2 separate regions of the Homo sapiens genome follow, and region 2 is linked to region 1. A link is an interaction called in ENCODE POLR2A ChIA-PET data of the cell type or tissue named here. Cell type or tissue: B cell. All regions are shown on one strand. Each heading gives the region's core, and the rest is flanking DNA. Links, peaks and the distances in the headings are about the cores only.

What was found. ChIA-PET counts read pairs that join two places held together with the same protein. Peaks named below come from ENCODE experiments on the same cell type or tissue, not always from the same donor. Only the 100,000 strongest peaks of a DNase experiment are listed, where the experiment ranks them.
Region 2: POLR2A ChIA-PET joins it to region 1 with 5 read pairs; 3 of 35 experiments call an interaction of 5 or more read pairs at or near these places.

Annotation. Positions count from the first base shown.
Region 1 is chr19:11,579,412-11,583,803 of GRCh38, forward strand. LOC124904638 (a long non-coding RNA gene) reads left to right here. Exons shown (of 2, transcript XR_007067140.1): 2 at 4,006-4,253. Among named protein-coding and RNA genes, the nearest start is that of ACP5, 4.0 kb to the left of the region's middle. RefSeq lists an enhancer at 2,373-2,572 and a silencer at 2,708-2,873. In B cell, for the core only: no CTCF peak of the experiment used is centred there; DNase peaks (open chromatin) are centred at 840, 1,411, 1,691 and 2,580; H3K4me3 peaks cover 1,626 bases; H3K27ac peaks cover 3,316 bases.
Region 2 is chr19:12,068,535-12,072,926 of GRCh38, forward strand. The region is part of intron 1 of ZNF844 (zinc finger protein 844); the gene reads left to right. It also overlaps the pseudogene RNA5SP466. Among named protein-coding and RNA genes, the nearest start is that of ZNF844, 6.0 kb to the left of the region's middle. In B cell, for the core only: no CTCF peak of the experiment used is centred there; no DNase peak of the experiment used is centred there.

The DNA of each region.
Region 1 (4,392 bases), core at 307-4,306:
CGGCTCACTGCAAGCTCTGCCTCCCGGGTTCTCGCCATTCTCCTGCCTCAGCACCCCCGAGTAGCTGGGACTACGGGCGCCGCCACCGCGCCCGGCTAATTTTTTGTATTTTTTAGTAGAGACGGGGTTTCACCGTGTTAGCCAGGATGGTTTCGATCTCCTGACCTCGTGATCCACCCACCTTGGCCTTCCAAAGTGCTGGGATTACAGGCGTGAGCCACCGCGCCCGGCCTGTTTTTGTTTTTTTTTTTTTTGAGACAGTTTTATTCTGGTTGCCCAGGCTGGAGTGCAGTGGCGCAATCTTGGCTCACGCAACCTCCGCCTCCCGGGTACAAGCGATTCTCCTGCCTCAGCCTCCCTAGTAGCTGTGATTACAGGCACGCACCACCACGCCCGGCTAATTTTGTATTTTTAGTAGAGACGGGGTTTCTCCATGTTGGCCAGGCTGGTCTCCAATGCCCGATCTCAGGTGATCTGCCCACCTCAGCCTCCCAAAGTTCTGCGATTACAGGCGTGAGTCACCATGCCTGGCCAGTCTCCTGTTTTTTTAAAAACTTATTATTTAGCCGGTGTGGTGTCTCACACCTGTAATCCTGGCACTTTGGGAGGCCGAGGTGAGCGGATCACTTGAGGTCAGGTGTTCCAGACCAGCCTGGGCAACATGGCAAAACCTTGTCTCTACTAAAAAGACAAAAATTAGCTGGAGGTGCTCTCTTGAACCCAGGAGGCAGAGGTTGCAGTGAACTGAGATCATGCCACTGCACTCCAACCCAGGAGGAGGAGGTTGCACTGAGCCAATATCATGCCACTACATTCCAGCCTGGGCGACAGAGCAAGACTCTGTCCCCCCCAAAAAAAAAACAGAAAAAAAAAAAAAGAAAGAAATCTGAAGCAATTATGACCAAATGTTAACATCTGTTTCTTCACGTGGTGGGTACAGGCGTGTTTTGGAAGCTTCTATGCTTCCTGTATTTTGAGATCACACAAAATTATGTTTATTATCTTATTGTGCTACATGATCTTTGTAGAAAAGTTGGTAAATTCTGGAATGCACGAAGAAAAAGATTATAATAGCCAGTAATACCCCTGCCCAGAGAGACAGTATCCATTAATTTTTCTCTGCCTATGTTTGTCTTCGGAAAAATGGGATACTATTGGCACTATTTTATAACTTTTTAATTTGTATTAACACTTTCTATATTTTTTAAATTGAAAAAGCTGGCCAAGCATGGTGGCTCAGGCCTGTAAACCCAGCCAATGTGGGAGGATCGCTTGAGCCCGGGAGTTCAGGAACAGCCTGGGCATCGTGGCGAGACCACATTGCTACAAAAAAAAAAAAAAAAAAAAAAAAAATTAGCCAGGCATGGTGGTGCACACCTGTGGTTCCATCTACTCAGGAAGCTGAGGTGGAGGATCGCTTGAGCCTGGGAGTTTGAGGCTGCAATAAGCTACGAATGCACCACTGACCTTCAGCCTGGGCAACACAGCTAGACTCTTGTCTCAGAGAGAGAGAGAGAGAGAGAGAGAGAGCACAATGAAAAAAATAAACCTGATCTTGCACAGAGCATGTAATAAAACCTGTGCGTTCTTGGCTATCTCTCTCTGGTCTCCTCCAGGGTGCTGAATAAGCTCTTCTCTCTCCATTCACCCAGGAGAACTCTCTTCTGCTGATTTTCTGTGGAGCTAGATCAGGCTGTGACTCAGAATCTCCCTCCACCTCCACCCTTTCCTATTTTCCCAACACCAGTGTCAATCTCAGATGTCAACAACCCCACGAGTGAGTTCCTCCTGTTGCCAATACATCCAGGTCCTGTTCTCCGCTGCTGTCTCTACCCAATCCCTTCCCTTCCTTCCTCCTGCCAATCCTGCTTTCCCTGTTTCTTGCTCCTCTGACCTCCTCCGCATTGCTTGACTGTCTCAGATACACTCTGGCCTCAGGGTCTTGGCACTTTCTGTTCTCCCTGCCTGGAAGGGTCTTCCTTAGTCAGATACTGAGGTCACCCATTGTGTTCAAGTTCCTTTAATTTATCTGAAATGAGTCTGGGCGTGGTGGCTCACGCCTGTAATCCCAGCACTTTGGGAAGCCAAGCCGGGTGGATCACTTGAGGCCAGGAGTTCGAGACCAGCCTGGCCAACATGGTGAAACCCCATCTCTACTAAAAATACAGAAATTAGCTGGGCGTGGTGGCACAAACCTGTGGTCCCAGCTACTCAGGAGGTCGAGGCAGGAGAATTGCTTGAACCTGGGAGGCGGAGGTTGCAGTGAGCCAAGATCGTGCCACTGTACTCTAGCCTGGGTGACAGAGTGAGACTCTGTCTCAAAAAAAAAAAAAAAAAAAGAAAAAGATAATTTATCTGAAATTATCTGAAATGCACCACCCTGCCCCCATCATTGACTCTCCTGTTGCTGTAGTTTTCTCTGCAGCACTTACCAGTGCTTGAGAAAACCACCCACTCATTTATCTTGCTTTCAGTTTCTCTTGCTTTCAGTCTGTCTTCAGTTAATGAAAGCTTTTTTTTTCTTTCTTTTTTCTTTTTCTAAAACAGAGTCACCCAGGCTGGAGACCAGTGATGCGATCACGGCTCACTGCAGACTCGACCTTCTGGGCTCAGGGGATCCTCCCACACCCCTTGGCCTCCTGGGGATTGAGACTACAGGCACACACCACCACACCCAGCTAATTTTTGTATTTTTTGTAGAGAGAGGGATTTGTCACCTTGTCCAGGCTGCTCTTGAACTCCTGAGTTCAAGCAATCCTCCCAACTCAGCCCCTCAAAGTGCTGGGATTACAGGTGTGAACCACTGCCCCTGGCCTGTTTATTTAAAAAATTAACATTCATTCTCAGTTTATTGGCTAAGTTTAGAAGTAGTATCAGAATGTTTAAGAGAACTTACTGTTCTCCTTTTATTTGTATGTTTGCATTGTAGATTTTTAATAACTGATAAGGACTTCTCAAGGTGTTTGCTTGGTGGAGACATTTAAAAAGATTAAAGAATAGGCCAGGTGCAGTGGCTCATGCCTGTAATCCCAGCACTTTGGGAGGCCGAGGCGGGTGGATCAAGAGGTCAGGAGATCGAGACCATCCTGGCTAACATGGTGAAACCCCATCTCTACTATAAATACAAAAAATTACCTGGGTGTGGTGGCACGTGCCTGTAGTCCCAGCTACTCAGGAGGCTGAGGCAGGAGAATCGCTTGAACCCGGGAGGCAGAGGTTGCAGTGAGCTGAGATCGCACCATTGCACTCTAGCCTGGGTGGTAGAGCAAGACTCTGTCTCAAAAAATAATAATAATAAATTAAAAGATTAAAGAATAAGCTGGCACAGTGGCTCACACCTGTCATCCCAACACTTTTTGTAGAGACCTCATCTCTTAAAAATAAAATTAGCTGGGCGTGGTTGTGTGCACCTGTAGCCCAGCTACTCAGGAGGCTGAGGTGGGAGCATTGCTCAGGAGGTCGAGGCTGCAGTGAGCCATGATTGCACCACTGCACTCCAGTCTGGGTGACAGAGCTGATACACTGTCTCTAAAAAATAATAATAATTGACCGGGCGCAGTGGCTCACGCCTGTAATCCCATCACTTTGGGAGGCCGAGGCGGGCGGATCACGAGGTCAGGAGATCGAGAGCAACATGGCTAACACGGTGAAACCCCGTCTCTACTAAAAATACAAAAAAATTAGCTGGGCGTGGTGGTGGGCGCCTGTAGTCCCAGCTACTCGGGAGGCTGAGGCAGGAGAATGGCATGAACCTGGGAGGTGGAGCTTGCAGTGAGCCAAGATCGCGCCACTGCACTCCATCCGGCTTGGGTGACAGAGCGAGACTCCATCTCAAAAAAAAAATTAATAATAATAATTATTATTATAGTAGTAAAAGAGTATAGAATAAAATGCATCACACTTATAAAATGTAAAATGTTAATTTCAATCCACTAAACTTATAAACGGACCCAAATATGCATCCAATGACCTCTTAAAGTGATATTTCTTTTTCTTTTTGTTGAGATGGAGTCTCACTCACTCTGTCACCCAAGCTGGAGCGCAGTGGTGTGATCTTCAGCTCGTCCCAACCTCCGTCTCCCAGGTTCAAGCGATTCTCCTGACCTCAAGTGATCCGTCTGCCTTGGCATCCCAAAGTGCTGGGATTACAGGCCTGAGGCCAGGCCCTGAATTAATTTTTTGATGTTTCACTTTGCCAGGTGTATAAGTAACATGTTAGTTGTGATTGTAACTAAATAAAGGCTTAAGGGAAACCGTGTTTCTAAATTTCTAAATTGACTACACATTTACAAAGGAACCCACAAAGATGGATTTTTGGGCCGGGCGCAGTGGCTCACGCCTGTAATCCCAGCACTTTGGGAGGCTGAGGCAGACAGATTGCCTGAGTTCAGG
Region 2 (4,392 bases), core at 270-4,269, 490 kb after region 1:
GGCAGGAGAATTGCTTGAAACCAGAAGGCGGAGGTTGTAGTGAGCCAAGATCGTGCCACTGCACTCCAGCCTGGGCAACAAGAGTGAAACTCCGTCTCAAAAAAAATAAAAAATAAAATAATTTAAAGTTCTAATGGCTTCAGGTTGGAATTATTGACTTCCACAAATGTGTGTATTGTCTGAAATGATTAGATACTTTTGCTTTCCATTTTGTGGTACGAAATGCAAATGCCTTATAATTTCCTTTCCATGTGTAAACCTGAACCTGAGTTTGAGGGATTTTGCTAGATTCTTCAAACACTGGGTATTTTCTCATTGAATCAGACCTGAGCCCAGTGACTGCAAGCTAAGGTCAATCAGAAGCCTGCAAAGAGGTCATTGAAGGCTCACTTGTTTCTTGCTGGGGAGCCTCTCCTGCAGTGTCCCAGCTGCTCACACTGACCCAGCTGCTCACACTGACCATGGGAGGAGCCCTTTATTCTGAGAGAATCTCAGAGCCCTGGAAAACTGAGGATCCACAGGCAGATGCAGCGGGTCAGCGATGCCTTTCTGAGGCTAGTTGTCCTAAGGTTGTTTCTAAACATTTTTAATGAAACAGATGTGGATTTAGGTAAGGAATGACTTTTCTTTTTATTCTTTTATTCCTTTTTTTTTTTTTTTTTTTTTGAGACCAAGTCTTGCTCTGTCACCCAGGCTGGAATGCAGTGGTGTGATCTCGGCTCACTGCAACCTCTGCCTCCTGGGTTCAAGCAATTCTCCTGTCTCAGCCTCCTGAGTAGCTGGGATTACAGGCGCCCAGCACCATGCCCGGCTAATTTTTTGTATTGTTAGTAGAGATAGGGTTTCACCATGTTGGTCAGGCTGGTCTCAAACTCCTGACCTCAGGTGATCCACCCACCTTGGCCTCCCAAAGTGCTGGAATTAACAGGGGTGAGCCATCGCGCCCAGCCAGGAATGACTTTATTCTAAAGGAGAATTGAAATAAGGAAAAGGGAGAAAGTATAAGATCTGTAAGCATCTCAAAGTTAGCCCAAAAAGGAATTTTTTTTTTTTTTACAGAGAGGAGAAAACAAGGTTAGGAAGAAGGTGAGAGTGGGAGGTCAGGATACAATTTCATTCGTTAATAATTTGTATTTTAGGCCAGGTGCGGTGGCTCACACCTATAATCCTAGCACTTTGGGAGGCCGAGGTGGGTGGATCACCTGAGGTCAGGAATTTGATACTAGCCTGACCAACATGGTGAAACCCCGTCTCTACTAAAAATACAAAAATTAGCCAGGCGTGGTGGCACGTGCCTGTAGTCCCAGCTACTCAGGAGGCTGAGGTAGGAGAATCGCTTGAACCCAGGAGGCGGAGGTTGCGGAGAGCCAAGTTTGCGCCAACTGCACTGTAGCCTGGACAACAGTGAGACTCCGTCTCAAAAAAAAAAAAAAAAAAAGAGGCCGGGCGCGGTGGCTCATGCCTGTAATCCCAGCTCGCAGGGAGGCAAGAGGCGGGAGGATAGCTTGAGCCCAGGAGTTCGAGACCTGCCTGGGCAATATAATGAGACCCCGTTCTCCACAAAAAGGAAAAAAAAAAAAAGACAAAAATAAAAATAAGCGTAAAAAAAAAAAAAAAAGAAACTGAAGCATGTGTGGTCATGCCACGCTGAACACATCTATTCTCTGTAGCTAAGCAGGGTTGGGCCTGGTTAGTAAATGTATAGAAAATGCCTAGGAATACTGGCTGTTTTATGCTTAAAAACAAAAAAAGAAAGGATTTCACAAGATAATTCACCAAATGGAAGAAAAACTTCTATATTGAATATCTGGTCCATCTTCTTCTTCACATAGGATGGGGGATGAATTGGTAGCCAGCACTCTGAGGCATCCTGGCCCATTACTGCAGGAGGTGAACTCTACCCTGTAGTCCTCTCTGGCAGTGGTGCAACCACAGTCTCCAATCTCATCCTGTTTATAGGGTGACAACAAGAAGTGGTCATCAGGAGAGAAATCTGACCTGGTGTTTTGGATGTTTGAGTAGGAGGTACTCCCAAGAAATCCATCTTCCTCCCCACCAGAAGAGAACTTCTTATCACTAATGCATTGCAGACATATGAATTAGGGTCTCAAGTCTAAGTCTTTATTCCTTGTAAAGAGAGATTACACTGAAAACTTGGTAAAAATTTCAAGGAAGGTTTTATTCAGCACAATTGCAATATGTGTTGAATAAAGCCTTATTTTTTGCCTATATGTTATAGGACAATTTAATATGGGAAAGAAATTGAACTCAACCTGAATGCATCAACAAGACAATTATATCTAAAGAGCAAGGTACCGTAGAGGATGGAACTTGGTGAGGTGTCAAGAGTTGGGGAAGAGAATATTAATAAATTATCATAGATGAGGGAAACAACTTGATTAGATATCAAGTTGGGGGGCATTCTCTCTAAACTCTCTTATTAGGATTTAGCTATAACTGGGCTCTGCAGGACAAACACAAAAGCTAGTCAGGAAGTGGGCTCCGAGGAGCCTCACTGAAGTATGATCAAGGAAGGAGTCCTTGAGATCCTCCCAGCCTAGTTCTTGCTAGGGCTGATGATAAATCCTTAAGTTTCTGGTTTCCTCCCCACGTTCCAGAACACTCCCTCATTTCCCCTTTCCACTGGACATCATTATCAATCATGTGTCCCCCATGATACATGTGAAACTGCTGCAGTATTTTAATTGCTTACCATTTTTTTCCACAAAGCAATAAGTGGTGGGTATATTCAACCCATTTTCCATGTGCCCCGAGAATACTCTTGTCTCTAATCCTAATGTAACATCATATACGTTTTTGTTATATTAGGATTAGAAACAAGTTCTGTTTAGAAATTTTATTTTCACATTGAAAGTCAATCAGATTTGCTTCAGCTTTAAAGAGTATGCTTGTGTAAAATTCAATGAATGCTGGCAGCAAGCTGCACTTTTTTTTCTAAATGGGAAATGGGTTAAAAATGTATTACTTTATGAATACTGTTCATGAGAGGAAAGCACTCAATAACCACTAAAAACTACATTATATAAATCCTTGTGCCTGATGACTCCTGGTCCACTGACGTTTTCATGAGCTTCTTGGCCCTTTTCATATATCTTGCAGGAATGTCATTCAGATACTTTCCCTATCTTTCAATCAATTAGGTTTTTTTTTTTTTTTTACTTGGTACAATAATTTATTATTGTAAAAAAATTAACATTTATTAGCTTTAGGAATTTTACATGTACTGTTGAGTTAGTTTGTCAAATCTATATAACTCGTCTAAGATGAATAATACTGTATTTTTGTGACTGGCCTTTTGCAATCAGTATAGAATCCTGAATTTTTTTTCTTTTTTTTTTTTTTGTTTGTTTGAGATGGAGTCTCACTCTCTCACACAGCCTGGAGTGCAGTGGCATGATCTTGGCTCACTGCAACCTCTGCCTCCTGGGTTCAAGCTGTTCTCTGCCTCAGCCTCCCAAGTAGCTGGGATTCCAGGCATCCACCACCATGCCCAGCTAATTTTTGTATTTTTAGTAGAGATGGGGTTTCACCATCTAGGCCAGGCTGGTCTTGAACTCCTGACCTCGTGATCCACTCTGCCTCGGCCTCCCAAAGTGCTGGGATTACGGGCATGAGCCACTGCATCCAGCTGAATCCTGAATTTTCATGCTTTTTGTAGCATGGGACAGAAAGTTATTTTGTAAGACTAAATACTATCCCATTGTAAGTACATGCATACCACGTTTTCTTTATCCATTTAGCCATCAGTGGACATTTGGATTGATCCATCTCTTGGCTATTGTGAACAGTGGTTTTCAAATATTTCTTCAAAGATCCAACTTTCAATTTATATGAATTGAATATAAATAGACCCAGAAATGGGTTGCTGGAAGAAAATTTTTTTTTTTTTTGCTAGTTTTTCAGGCACCACCATACTGTTTTCCATAAAGATTGAGCCATTTTGCAATCCTTTGGTCAGAGCACATGGGTTCCAATTTCTCAACGTTTTTTCCAAACTTTATATTTGAGGTGGTTTGATTTTTCTTTTTTCTTTTTCTTTTTTTTTGAGATAAAGTCTCAGTGTTGTTGCCCAGGCTGAAGTGCAATGGCGCGATCTACGCTCACTGCAACCTCCGCCTCCCAGCTTCAAGCAATTCTCTGGCCCCAGCCTCCTGAGTAGCTAGGATTACAGGCACCCACCACCATGCCTGGCTAATTTTTTGTATTTTTAGTAGAGACAGGGTTTCACCATGTTGACCAGGCTGGTCTTGAGCTCCTGACCTCAGGTGATCCACCCACCTCGGCCTCCCAAAGTGCTGGGATTACAGGCATGAGCCACCGCGCCTGGCCTTGATTTTTCTTTTCTTTTTAGTTGAATGTAAGAATTCATTA